Regions from separate parts of the Homo sapiens genome. Here region 2 is linked to region 1. A link is an interaction called in ENCODE POLR2A ChIA-PET data of the cell type or tissue named here. Cell type or tissue: PC-9. All regions are shown on one strand. Each heading gives the region's core, and the rest is flanking DNA. Links, peaks and the distances in the headings are about the cores only.

What was found. Peaks named below come from ENCODE experiments on the same cell type or tissue, not always from the same donor. Only the 100,000 strongest peaks of a DNase experiment are listed, where the experiment ranks them.
Region 2: POLR2A ChIA-PET joins it to region 1 with 5 read pairs; 1 of 35 experiments calls an interaction of 5 or more read pairs at or near these places.

Annotation. Positions count from the first base shown.
Region 1 is chr18:67,420,763-67,429,579 of GRCh38, forward strand. No RefSeq gene overlaps it. Among named protein-coding and RNA genes, the nearest start is that of DSEL-AS1, 91 kb to the right of the region's middle. In PC-9, for the core only: no CTCF peak of the experiment used is centred there; a DNase peak (open chromatin) is centred at 5,149.
Region 2 is chr18:67,198,131-67,204,506 of GRCh38, forward strand. No RefSeq gene overlaps it. Among named protein-coding and RNA genes, the nearest start is that of MIR5011, 120 kb to the left of the region's middle. In PC-9, for the core only: CTCF peaks have their summits at 2,271 (motif pointing left) and 2,472; a DNase peak (open chromatin) is centred at 2,311.

The DNA.
Region 1 (8,817 bases), core at 2,709-6,708:
AATTATTTTCCTAACACTTTATACAATAAAAATTATAATAAATTATATTTCTCTAATTATTGAATATTTAATCTATCCATATCAATTATATATTTTTTTTTAGTCTTACAATAATGCTACAAGAGCTAAACCTTTGTAAAATTGTTTCATATACATTTCCTAGGATAAGCTTTTAGAAATTTAGGAGTAGAACCATATGCTTATTTTTAAAGGTTTTTTTTTTTTTTTTGAGATGGAGTCTCACTTTGTCGCCCAGGCTGGCTTACAGTGGCACGATCTCGGCTCACTGCAACCTCTGCCTCCCAGGTTCAAGCGATTCTCCTGCCTCAGCCTCCTCAGTGGCTGGGATTACAGAAGACCACCATCACGCCCGGCTATTTTTTGTATTTTTAGTAGAGACAGGGTTTCACCATGTTGACCAGGCTGGCCTCGAACTCCTGATCTCAGGTGATCTGCCCGCCCCGGCCTCCCAAAGTACTGGGATTACAGGTGTGAGCCATCATGCCTGGCCTCATTTTTAAAGCTTTTGATAAGAGATTTCAAATTGTTTTTCTTTTTTTTTCATTACATAAATTTATGGGGTACAAGTGCAATTTTGTTACATGCATAGATCATGTAGTGGTGAAGTCAGAGCTTTTAGCATATTCATCAGCCAAATAATTCATATTGTACCCAATAATTTCTTATTGGGTTAAAGTTTGTATCAATTTACACAGTGTACACTAAGGGCCATTCTCCTCAACTCTTAATCAAAACTAAAAATTAACACTTATTTTTATTTTTGTCAACTAGATAGGTGAAATATTTTTAGTGACTGTGCTATGTGCACTTATTTTATGACTTAGTAAACTGATCTTTTTTTTTTTTTTTAAGTACACTCAGCGGCCATTTCCATGACTTTATTGGAATATGCCTTTTCTGGTACTTTTACAGTTTCCTATTGGGAAGATATTTTCTCATCAGTTTTAAAAGTCTTAAAGAATTAACTATATGAATTATTTTGTATATGTTGCAATAATTTTTCAAGACTTTTTTTTCCTTTTTAATTTTAGTGTCGTTCTTTATGTAAGCTTCTTATCCTTTGCATGAGTCATATCTATTGGTATTTTCTTTAGTTTCTGCTTTCATCCTTAGACTTGAAAAAAAAAAGCCTTACAAATTTCATAAGTATATAAATCTATATTAGTGTCATTTGTTTCTCAGTTTATATTGAATCTCTTTGTTATTTCACTGATATTTTGAGATAAAGTGCTGACTTTAATTCACACATTTATCTTAGTTATTCCAAAAATATGTATTCCAACACTTCAACTTTGTCACCATGTCCTAAAATTTTGCTTAGGTGTACAAGACAAAGAGGAAATAGCTTAGACTCAGGGGTGCAACTAAATTCAAATCCCAGAGGTACTACTTACATGTTAGGTGGCTTTGGATACTTCACCTTCTAAGTCTCAATTTCCTCACTGATAAAACTACAAAGGAACTACATATCTATTTATGAGGTTGAAATTATCAGTTAAAATAATACAACTAAAATGTTTAGCCCTGTTTGGATGTCTTATAATTCATCTGTGAGTATTATAATACCATCATTCCTATTAACTCTATAAATTTTGTTATAATGTATACATCAGTAACTCTAACATGCTTACTTTCCTGTATATACATAATCATTTTTAATTCATAATGTTTAGGGTGGCTTTATGTGTACAGAAAGATTAAGCAGAAAGTACAAAGAGTTCCCATATACCACGGTCTCCACACTCACAACCTCGCATGTAGACATCCCAAACCACAGTATAACATTTGCTACAATCCATGAACCTATATTTACCTACATCATCACCCAGAGTCCATTATTTACATTAGGGTTCCACTCTTGATATTGTACATTTTATGAGTTTGGACAAATCTCTACGAACATGAATCCACCATTACGGTACCATACAGAATACTTTCACTGCTCTAAATATCCTCTACGCGCTGCCTATTTGTCCCGCCCTCCCCCAACCTCTGGCAACCCAGATCATTTCCTGTCTCCAGAGGTTTGCCTTTTCCAGAATGCCATATAGTTATACATATGCTATCATATAGTATAAAGCCATTTCAGATTGGCTTCTTTCACTTGGTAATTTGCATTTAAGTTTGCATCACCTCTTTGTATGGCTTGATATCTGATTTCTTTTTAGTGCTGAGTAAGATTCCATTGTCCAGATGTACGACAGTTTATCCATTTACCCAATGAAGGACACCTTGGTGGTGCCCTAGGTTTGGCAATTATAAATAAAGCTGCTACAAACATTCATGTGCAGGTCTTCGTGTGGACATAAGTTTTCAGTTCATTTGGGTAAAACCCAAGGAGCACAACTGTTGGATCCTATGATAAGAATATGTCTCGTTTCATTTAAAAAACCTGGGAAACTATCTTCCACAGTGGCTGTCCCTTTTTGTATTCCCACCAACAATGTTGGAAAGCCTATTGCCAGCATTTAGTGTTCTCAGTGTTTGGGATTTTGGCCAATCTGATAATAGTAAAATTTTTTATTTAAAATTATTTTTGAGATTTTTAAATAATTGCATTACTTTTATATATCATCTTGAGACTAATCTAGATGCATATTATATTAAATTATATCATCCAACAACATATTTTTCTCCATTTATTCAAGCCTCATGTTAAGTTTATTTTAGGTGTTTTTATATTTGTTCCTAGGATAAATGAAATGCTTTCTTCTGCTTCATTTTTCTATTAAGTTTTGAAGAATTTGGGGGATAATTGTGTTTAGTTATTAATTTATTTATAACTGATGACTAAATTTTCTTCAGTTCTAATAGTTTTGCATTATTTCTTCCAGTAAGCAATGATTGCAAAACTATGGATTTCTAAAGCTTCATCCAATAAAGAGATTTTCTGGGTAAAAGAACAACTGAAACATGAACATACCACACATGCAGAATTCAACATCAAGGTGGTTACCAAGTAATGGAGAGCCATCAGCAACACTTAGTTTTTATAAATCTCCAGTGACTGGAGTGGGCCACTGCTCTCTGCCATGATACAGCAACAGGACTTTGTTGTTATTGATTTTTGGATATTGTTTGTTTGGGGCAGTAACAGCAGCAGTAGATATTCTACATGAGGGAGTTAGAATGTATGTTATTTGGAATAAAGTAACAGGTCTTATGGTTGGAAATAAAAATGTAATCAGTAAAATAATTATTTCAGAGTCTGAAATGAACAGCCAAAAAGTGCACTTCTATCTGATTTCATGTGACTCTTGGATTCTGAAATTATCTCAACTCTGAATAATATTTTGAATTAGCCATGCTATTTAACAAACTTTACAGAGTGAAAATTATTGGCATGGTTAAAATTCTTAAGTCACAAGTCTCTGGTGGTGAATGACAGTATATTACATTGGTCAAGAGGTCCTCATAGGGAACAAAGTATTTCCTGAAAAGCATAATTTAATGTCAGCATTGGGTTGAATATGAGCATCACTCTAGGTCCTTGTGTGGTTTGTGCCAATGAGAGAAGAAGGCTATCTAGATAAGTGATATGGGAGAATGTAGAGCCCCAACCTGGAAGGAGGTGATCAAAAGTGGGGATGTAGAAAATAGTCGTGGCAACCAGGGGGATGATCCCATGGGCATAGCTAAGAGATGCATGCTCAAGATGATTAAACCCTGCTCAAGATGATTAAAAATGTGTAAAGTCTGTAAAATCCCAATATGCTTGGTGTGAGTGATTTTGGTAGCTGTTATTGAAGCTGATTAAAGGCTGAGCTTCATATTGGGTCACTGTAGTTAAAGACAATAAAATGACATCCCAAAAAATTAAGAAGCAGAGGCCAGAACATAACACAATGGAGGCTAAGTTCTAATATAGTAAACAAGTTGGGGCAAGAAAAGTTCTCCATGTAGGTTGGGATGGCTATAGAGTGGTTCCATTCATATGTCTTTCAAGATAACCTGCAGCTGGATGCATAATTGACCAATGGCCTCCACTGAAGGCTGAAACCCAGGTTGCTCCCAGCCAAAGACTGACCAGGCAGGATTACTACTAGCATTGGCCCAGTCCTGTCCAACCTGGGACCCTTCCAACAGACAACCTTGCTCAGGTATTCCCCAAAGTCTGGGGAAAAAAAAAATTTCTGAAAACTGTCTTTTTAATGTATATGCTGTAAAAAGTATGTGATATAAACAAATCCATCCAACTCTGCTTGAAAACCCCCAGTAAAATTTGCTTGGCTAAAACAATTTTAGTAAGAGAGCCATGCAAAGCAAAGTAATTCTAGGATATCCATCAATGTTAGGCTGTTGTTTTCCTTGCAAGAAATAGAGATTTATTCATATAATATCAGGCCATTCAAAGGATAACAGGGAAGACCAAAAGTTTAGGAAATTTGTGGTAATGCCAACACCCGGTTTCACATAGTCTAATGTGTGTGAAAAACAGGAATTAAAAAGGTTCAAAGGTTCAACACAGTTTCAGAATTCTATTCCTAATTTTCCTTACATCAGATTTTCTCTCTCCTCTCCTGCTTTTCTCTGTCTCCTCTCTCTCTCTCTCACACACACACACACAAATAATACTTCTAAATACTTTTGCATGTTTTATCTGTGCATATTCTTTTGTATTTTTTTCTTCTTTTACTGCCATCAGTAGATTTAAACTTTCTTTGCATTTCTCATTTTACACATTTTGAAAGCAAGAGTCTAATTGCATTGTGAATAGTTATCATTATGTTAGGCAGTTATTTTGAAATCAGGATCATTTTACAACTTTTTGTCCCAAGACATGATAGTCAATGGTAAAATATGGCCCACTAAGAGTGTAACCTCCACAGAGAATTCTAAGTGTGGCATCTGACCTTAAATTAAATGAGGAATATGGAAATATATGATACCCTTATTGAGAAAGAATGGGCATTGCTCAGTAATATACTGAATTGACAGGAATAAGCCAGTTATGCAAGATAGAGATATCTTCTGGGGCAAAGGGTAGCCAGCTTACTGACCAGAATAATAAAAATAACATCTCCTTTTGGCACAAAGCACAGTCAAGCTTAATCACCCATATAAAAAGTTCAGGGTTCTTCTGTAACACAATCCACTGTGTATGTGAGGTGTCACCTAGCCCTCTTCATGTTGCCCTATGGGAATTGCAGCTCTGATATCTGGCATGATAAAAGCCAATACTGTGGATATGACTGTTGGTGTGAGTCATAAAATCCTTTGTCTCTGACTCAGGAGTCTCTTGTCTTCTGCTTTCATGAAGCTGCAGCAGGCTAATGTGTTAACTTACACATAAGGAAAAAAAAATCTCTGTCCTTTCATAATTCTTAACAGTTCTGGTGATAAAGATGGGGTTGCTGAGAGGAACATGGATTTTTGAAAAAGGAAGGAAGGATGAGGACCTCATGAGCTGATTAACATGATATGAGGAAAGTCCATAAGAATTAATAAACATATTGACTAAAATATATGGTCAATCAAGTAATATGTCATCCTTCTGTCAGTTATTGGAGGTATGGTTGCAGGCTGAACCTACCAAGAAGTAGGTTCAGAGACAAATGCCTGAACATTGCCTGGCCTGCTGCTAACTCCCTTTCAGGGGTTCAGTCAGCCTTGCATCTACCCATTTTAACAACCAGTACTAAGATTTGTCCTGGGAAGCCAAAAGTTTCCAATTCCTTTCAGAAAAAAAAAAAAAAAGGTTAAATAGCTGAGCACCTATATTGAGAGAGAATAGATGGAAACTTGTAGCCTATGGGCATAACACAAATACATTATTAGATCAATTGTGAGGTGAGAGAGTGAGCGGCTTCACCCTTGTTATGCTTCCATAACATCGGCAACAGCTGGGCAGTCTTATAGCTCAGCCACTCCTGCAATCTATGACGTCAACCTTCGATCTTTTTGATAATGACAGTAAAACATCTGAGTTGTTTCTGTTTGTTTGTTTGTTTTTAAGTGATTCCTGGAAACTACCTGTAAACTTCAGCTTTCTCAGGAAGATTTCTCAGAAACAGATTAATTCCCATGTAAAGTCGTTGATGATGCATTGAGTAGTGTACTGGCATTTAGTGCCCTAGATGGTGTTTACAGTGCTGATGAAGGTGGACCATTAGCAAATGAAACATGAAACCCCCAAAATATAAATTTTTGCAGTCAACCTGATTACTCGGGGAAACTTACCTTGCACTTAAATTGAAACCAGGCATGAATTTATGAGATATCATCAAGCTAATGGAGAGCAAATGCCTCAGATTAAGGTGGGCTCCCCCAAGAAGTTGGTGAGAGCCAAGCTCACAGTGGCCAGAAAGAGCAAACCCTCTAATACTAGAAAGAAAGCGCTATGTCTTTGGCTGGAACAGCTGGGTAAAGAGACTCCTGAGGGAAAAATACACAATGTCTAGAATGATGACATTGCCACCTACCTCCCCATTATGTATATCTTTGGGTGCAACACATGCATTTGAATATTGCTTGGTTGAACTGCAAGCAGACATCTTGCTGCTAACAAATGAAAGTAAATCTGTGTAGCTCACTAGACAGAGATGCTCTCTCCTTCTCTGCCCTAACCCCTTCCTCCTTCTGCATTCCTACCTCAGCAACTTAAAGGGGCTAGATGATTAAAGATGGATCTAAGATCTCACTGTGCCAACCAGGAACTAAAGGTCATATACTTCTGTCCCCTGAGCTGGGTTATCTAAGAGGGGGGAAGAAATGAAACCTTTACGGCTTTGTTGGTTCCACATGTACAAGTCATCTTTCTACTTGGTGTCATTGGGGCTGAGATCACATGCATTCAGTTTACTAGAGCTGGCAGTCTTCACGATGAGGACAGAATCCAATATGACCTTTTGGATGCAACTCTTCAGGCTGATTCAATGTAGTTTTGGCTTCTACATGTAAATATATAGTAGGAATTGAAGCATTATGGGCTTGTACTTCTGCATCTCATAGTTTGGATAAAAGAATAGATTTTGTGTTCTATAATCATTCTATTACATTATGCTAACAAAAACCATTTGTCCAGGAAAGGTCTCCCTTTCCTGATGAATTATACAGATATGGATATAGATATATTCTCCAACCTAATACAAAATAAAATAGTTTTCATTTATTTGAAAAAGGAAAAAAAATACATTACATATGTTCTCCAACCCAGTAAAAGATCAGCCTCAAAATGGAAAAGGAACAATAAAAGTTAGATTAACTTAAAGATTTTTGTTAGCTAGTTAGATTTTGTTAGCTTTTTCAATACCTAAATATGTCTTTTTCAAAAACAAAACTAAAAGGCAATCCCTCGAATCTGTTGTGTGACAAAAGTCTTCAGATTTTCTGTTGGTTCATAATAGAGTGAATTAGGTTGTCAAAATATAGCTGGCAGATCAATAAATGTTCAATAACTATAAGGAAAAGGAGGTATAGGCTAGTGGGGAATAATTTATTTAGGTATCTGTTATGCTAGCAGAGCTCATGATCATTCTGCAAATGTGGCATCACTTACTGCAGTAAGCCATTCCTTACACATTACTGAGGTTTGGTGTCTTTCCTCAGTGCTCCCATATGCCTTGTTTACGAATTTACTATTCTGCATTATGATGGCATTTCTCCTTAAACAAACAGTAAGTTTCTTAAAGGCAGGGATTTTATCTTATTATTCTTTGCCACATACCAAGGTTACCACAGCAAGTTACTCATTTTATTTTCTAGACGAATACATAAATGAATATATTAGGAGAAATGCATCCTAAACCCCCTTGGAAAAAAAATCATTTGCCAGAATTGTTGAACTACTACTTCCTTTATGGTCTGTTAAATCAGTATCAGATGGGTCCTCATATATAGGAAATACTTCATATATATGTTAATACAGAACAACAGTGGTATCCCGAAAAGATACCATTACTAAGCTTGGCTTTTTTTTAAAAGTAAATGTAATAAAAATTCAATAGGTTTGTTTGGATTTGCCTTCATGAAATAAGCAAAACTCTGTTTAGCTGTCAGTAAAAATGATGTTCGGCAAGTCTTTGTAGACCACATGCTTGAGCCTTTTCTTGTTACATTTTGAAGTAGAAAGCTTGCTCCTTGTCACCTTCAATTTGACATTTTACAGGAACTAGAAACATAAGTCATGTAGAGAAACATGTTACATATTGTTTTTTCCCCTCTAGCTGACCACCAATAATCTTAAATGTCAACAACGTCAGATTTCAATTTTGTTCACTGAATCACCACACTGTGGATTGAAAAACTGATCTCTACCACTTTTATTGTTCTAAATGTTTCCTATGTGGTGATTAAAAGAAAAAGAAAAACATTTGACTGGCTTGGCAGATGGTTTTATATTACCTCTGTTTAAATATAATACTTTAAACTTCTTATTGAATCAGGCAAATGGAATGGAGCATTCGCCTGCTTCATAAAATATGTTTAAACTAAGAAGGAAGTCAGCTCTCTGGATTGGCTTGCAGCTGTTACTTACCTTTTTTTGTTGTTGTGGGGGTGGTAAGGTGCCTACTATGTGAAGTATATTATATGAGTTGTGGATTGGTTACAAAAATGAATGACACGAATATCTGTTTTGACAGATTTTAATTCACCATATTCATAAAAAAATAAGAATTTCACTGGGTGTGGTGGCTCACGCCTGTAATCCCAGCACTTTGGGAGGCTGAGGTGGGCAGATCACGAGGTCAGGAGATCGAAACCATCCTGACTAACACGGTGAAACTCCGTCTGTACTAAAAAAATACAAAAAAATTAGCCAGGCGTGGTGGCGGGTGCCTGTAGTCCCAGCTACTC
Region 2 (6,376 bases), core at 1-4,000, 230 kb before region 1:
TGTCAGTATCTCCTAATCGGACAGACTTGTAGTTATAAGCACTGTTTCTTTGCAGTTGTCTGCTGCTTTCCCAGTTTTTGTTTAACAATCCTTCTGTAAGCTCAGACATGTCTTCTGAGGTGATTTTTCTTCTTCTATAAAGATTCCAAGATGCATAGTTTGGGTTAGGTCTTACATTTTCAACTTGGGGCCCTCTTTTCTTGAGAAATTGGAGCTATCCTAGGTAGTCACAGAGGCAGTTCATGGATGGGTGGGTTCAATCCCTATTCCAAGGGTGCATTTATGTCCCCTGTGTAGGAAACAGATGCTGTATTAACAGGCTGTAAACTGCAGTTTTTCATTTTACTATGAGCATAAGACTGTCATTGTTTCTTTCACTTTTTAAGAAATTCTCATGTTTTTAATTTTCTCCTTTTACATTTCATTTAACTTTGCTATGTGTCTGGAATGATGCATGCGGATTGTGGTCATAAACAGAAACTTGTATCACCTCTATAAGTAGTCCAGTACAGCTTTAGAGTACACTTTTTATTATTTGCAGACACCATAATAAAACAGTATTTATTATTTTAAACACAGAAACAATAACATTTTGGTTAAAAAATGAGCAGTATACAAGAGATTAGTAGATCCAGAAAAATCCAAAAAGAAGAGAGTTGGGGAATATTTTCATCTCACTCACACAAGAAAAGATTATCTCCATAAATGGTTCATAACACCTATTTTCTGTTTATTTTCCAAGTTAATGTGGAAAAAATAAAGAAATTATCATACATTATAGAATATTCTTCTAATAAAACTTCAATTTTATTATGATGAGGTTTCATGTTTAGTGGTTACTTCAGCAAATAAGACTTCTAGTTTTTGAAAATCATATATTGGTAAAATTTTAAAGTGTGTATAAGTTTGATATAAAAATAAATTTAGGCTTTATAAGTCCAATTATAAAATGTATTTTTACATATGCACTGGAAAAATTGGCCTTCAGACTTTGAAAAACATATTATGCAGACTTTCTCATTCAAGGCTGTCTGTATTCTGCAGTATCTAATAGAAAAGTGTTTTCAGTTTAAAGCACAAGTGACCGCATGCCTTTCATAAGTTTAGGAAAGCTTGGGATTCATCCTGTGTAATAATTAAAATGATAACCAAACTTCTTGGAAATCACATGGCCCTAAAATAAATTTACCTATTATCTAACAAATTTATATTATAATATGCTTTAAACAATAGTTAGTATTTCCAGTACACTTTTGTTCTTTCAGATGAGATTGTCAGGTACTGCTTACAGCTGTAGGTCCATTCCTTCTCATTTTTCTTATTTTTACAATGGACAAGCAACCATCAGGTGCCAGCTCTGAATCATGGAAGATTCAGAAAAATCCAATAGGGCAGAATATCCATGTAGCTTAACTTTACTAGTGGTACACATGGGATGGGGTGAGGGAGCTTCCCTCTATTCTATACTCTAAGATATCCTATAAGCCCTTTCTCATGTCTTCGGTCTTGTGTACACTTCCGAGACCAACTGCTATTGTATATGGGTGGAGCTATCTGAGGGTAGTAGCTGTGTTGTTTCCACGCAAAGAACTGTACTAATCAGCCCACCCTGTGCTGGTCTTGAGGGAGTTTGCAGTTTTTGAGGGGATCTACCATCTGGGCAAATGGAGATTTAAATGTGAGGGTGGCTGGAGATCTTTCTCCCATGCCAGGCACCTTGCAATGACTGTATTTCATTACTGATTCTTTTTAGATCTGTCTCTAATTATTGGGTTTGTTTCTCCTCTTTCATGTCTTGTTTTCTGCCTCTGTGTGTGTGTGTGTATGTTCTTATATTCACTTATAAATTGGCACCACCTGCATCATACCAGGTGTCCTCCACGTCAAGCCCTACAAAACCCCTTTACAGCCTCCTCTGAGATCTCAATGCCAGCCTGAAATCAGGCTGTCCTTCTACATTTGGGCTTCAGTTGTACCTCCCTGATTACATGCGGAGTCCTTGATTGTTACAACAAACACCCATACTTCTATGAACTCCTTCTCTTGAAGTGCATATCCTCCAGTCATTGCTGTTAAGGAACTATATTAATAGTGACAGAGGCTTTAGATACTTCCTATAATAAATATATTTTTGGATTAAAAATCCACATTAATGCATTCTGTTATAAAATGTATTGCATTTTCTGGAAAAAAAAATCAATTTTACTTTGTTTGTACTTATTTTTGTCCACTATCACTTTCAATTTACTCATCCAACAGTAATTCTGAAGTACATTCTTTCTAAAAAGTGTCGTGTAGGGACATCTAGTGGTCTTTCTGAAAGTTGCAATTTTACTGTGTACATACTGGTCTCAATTCACAAGTGCTATACCATTGTTTATCATTATTAAGAGAGGAAAAACAAGCCTTTTACTCACTTAATGAATAAAAAACTGTGTTCATAATGTCAAAGAAAAGAGCTTCAATCACTAAAACATAAAATATACTAAAAGTTGCTTATTGGAAATACAGTTTTTTATTATATTTCTACAAATTTCCGAATCAATGTTTAAGTGTCTTCTTATCTGACCTAGAACATGTCTATGCTAGGAATGTAAAATGCCTTCAAATGGGCAATATTAGATAGCAATTTCAGCTATTATTGAAATGGGAACGCTTCCCTAGTCCCCCTCGCAGGGCATGCGATAGGGGTGTGGCTGGCTGCTTCAGGGCCCCCCCGCTCAAACCTCTAGGGGAACATACAGACGGGCAGGCTGTGGGGCTCAGAACCCATGGCAGTGTCCAGGGGTGAATGTTTACAGCTGAAGTCCCATTGGGCGTGTGTTACAGGGTGCTCTTTTAGTTTAGCTGTCTGTAGGCAGCTTGTGTGAACCAGCTCAATTAGACCCCGTTCCTTATCACAAGGACAGAGAGATTTCTGTATCCTGGGTGTTTTTTGTTTGTTTGTTTGTTTTTTGCCTTGGTGTACCAAAAGAATCAGGTCATAAGTGGTCTTGCAGAACGAGTGCGAAGTTTTATTGAGTGGAAGTAGCTCTCAGCCAATGGGGGAGCCAGAAGGGAAGAAACACTCAGCCAATGGGGGAACCAGAGGGGAGATGGTTTTCCCCTGGAGTTGGACCACAGGGTGCCTTTGGATCTCCTTTGACTACCCCAGCCAAACTCTGCCTCGTCCTGCTAGTCAGTGGCCTGTCAGTCAGTGGACTGCCAGTGTGACGGCGTCTGTCGGTGTGCTCTTCTGCCGGTGTGCTCCCTGAACGCCCTCTCGCCATCCACCCTCTTGTGCCTTCTGCTGATGTCTTCCTCTTGACATATGGCTGCCTATGTGTCTGCCCTCTAGGGTCTCAGTTTTTATAGGCCCAGCATAGGGACATGGAGGGTCAGGGTGGTCTTGGAAAATGCAACATTTGGGCACAAAAGCAGGAGTGTCTGTCCTCACGTTAGGTATGTGGGGGTGGAGCTTTAGCCAAGGGACCCTCCTTTCTCTACAAGCACTTCCCTGCCCCGCTTCCATGTCATTGAAAGGGACCACACTCTTCCCTTCCTAGCTCTCCTATATCATCATAATTATCCATTGCAACTTGATACATGTTCTTAATACAGCCAATAAACATTAAGCCATTCATTTAATATTTTGAGTGAATTAATTTATACCAAATTGAATTTATATAGTAACGGAAAGTGACGATTTTAAATCTTTCAAAGAAATATTTTGTGACTCAAAAAAAATAAAATAAAATAAGAGAATATACTGAGAGAAATTTAAATGCAATTTCCATACTAGGTTTTAAGGAATGGAGGCAAATCTAAACTTCCGTGAAAAAGCATTAAATAACATTTTTTTCCAGTTACATAAATCATTATTTAATATGCCATTTTACCATTGTGACTTTACAAATTATTGAGAAAAACATCGTGCCAAAAACAGTCTAAATACCAGTTTCAAATGTAATTAATAAAAAAGCAAAACTACCTATTTCATAATAATGTACTAATTAGTAGATTATGTTTAAATATACTATTATTACAATACTACTTCTATCGATACTCAGTAGTATTGCAAAGGTAACTTTGATTAATTATATATTAATAAATGGCAACCCTACGAGGTGGATTTTAACTCTACACAAGGCTTAATAGAACTCAGTGAGGTTAAATTACTAACTGAAAGTCACAGTAAGTTATGAAATAAAACTTAAATTTTAATTATTGCCGAGTTTTAGCCATACTAATTTTATTACATATTCTATCATTATTAAAACTGCAATTTATATTTTAAAGCAAAAGTTGTTGGCATAGTAATAATTTATATGTTGTCATTTTATTTGAAATTAATTTTTGGCTAGCATCTTCAATTTATCAGTGGCTCATTTTGTAAATTTTAAAGCAAATGCAAGAAATTTGAAACTCACATGATTAAAAATGAAGATTGCCCAATATATGTTTTTCTCTCTAATAGGCTGATGTAACTAAGAGGCAGATTGAGAAAAATCTACATAACTTTTAGTCTACTATATTCTTAAGTTTTAATAAAATAAAAACAGGAAAAAAAAGAAGATGTCAAGTGCATTCTCCATCATCAATCCCCTAAATTATAGATGTGGGTATGAAAAAGTAGAGAACTGGGACGTCACGCCTGCTGTTCCTCTGGAGCCTCATAGTAAGTCACACAGAAAAATATATCTCTGCCCATCTTTTTACCTACAGTTATCTACCCAGATGAAGAATATAAAAGGTAAGGAACAAAAAGTGGAAGAAAGAGAAAAATCTGCTTGCAGTGAATCTCTATGAAAAACATTTTATGTAGCAGCGTAAATAACAACTCTGGTAGAAATGCAGTGAATATTACAGTTTTCTCAAGCTGTACTTGAGTAAGTAAGAGTGAGAAATATACTTTGCTGTATGCATGGGATTAAAAAGTAAGCTTTACTAAATGAGAGGTTTTACATAAAATTATAGGTGAAAAAAGATAGATATGGAAGTCAAACAAGGAATAATTAACATCTAAATAATTGTCTTGGATTGTTCCCCAGAAGAGTTAAGTAAATATATAATAGAAGAAAATATTTCTAGCTAAAGGAAAAAAATCTATGAATGCAGACAGATGTTCATATGTGCAGAGGCATAGCTTGCTGCCTTTAAATGGTCAAATGCTTATAGGTTCTTTCATTATATCTTAAGTGAACTGTTTAGTATATTAATCAACCAACATTCCTCATTATTTAATATATGCTAATGGAGCAAATGAAGTTTGTTTTACATTAATATAAGTGATATCTTATCCAAAACATAGCAAAAGAATTTGAAGTTTGAACAGTTATAAAGCACAAATTCATAACACATCTGAGTATATTTTAAAATAGGTGTCTCTTTACAGCACTTATTTGACTGTCATATTTCGGACATGCAGTGTGATATATGTCAAAAATTAAGTAATGGTTACAGAAGTGTTAAATTATAAAAGTCCGTTTCTTTTGAAATCAGATTTTGGCTGACTTGCTGTTAATAATAAAGATGGAAAATATTTCTGCCTTAAAAACATTTACAAGAATTTTTCAATGAGTATGTGCTATCAAATGCTTGAAATAGTTTTAGATTTATTAAATATTACCACATATTACAATTGCATTAATTTCCATGTTTTAAAACATTAAATACAATTATTTGATGTTAAAATATTGATTATTTAGAGTTCACATTATACATAATATAAAAGTCACAATATTAAAAGGAGTTTGGATGGAATGGACTAGATATACATGATGATATATATATGGTATCAGAATGAGTACAATAAGAACATCATATCAAATGGCTGTAAAATTAACTTTTAATTGCAATTAATTTTTTAGAGAATTTTAGATAGCAATAATTTTTCAAACAGCCAGAATTATTTGTTTGAGTGTACAAAGATATCTATATACTTATGGATTCTAAATAAGAAATAAATGCATTCATCAACATTCATTATACCCTTATTTATTGAGTTTTTCCACATGCCAGTCACTATTCAAAGCATTGGGGATATAGCAGTGAACTCAATAGACAAAAACCTCCTGGTGTCCTGGAGTTTGGATTCTAGCAGAAAGATTCTTCCAGAGTGTTCCAGCCTCTAATCGGAATCTGACACACTGTTGATACTCACTAAAAACTGACTGACTGATTGATGATTGACAACTGCATGAATGAACAAATGAATGAGCGAAAGAATCATCTCTGAGTTTTTTCCAGCCCTCTTTGTCTGTCAGGGATCATGTCTAATTCTGTACTCATTGATATCTAGCCTTTACCTCTTTCTTGCTTTTTGACATCGCTTTTTATTAATATCCTATCACTCCAACCTGTTTAATGTCCTCTAGTGTATTGTTATATATGAAAC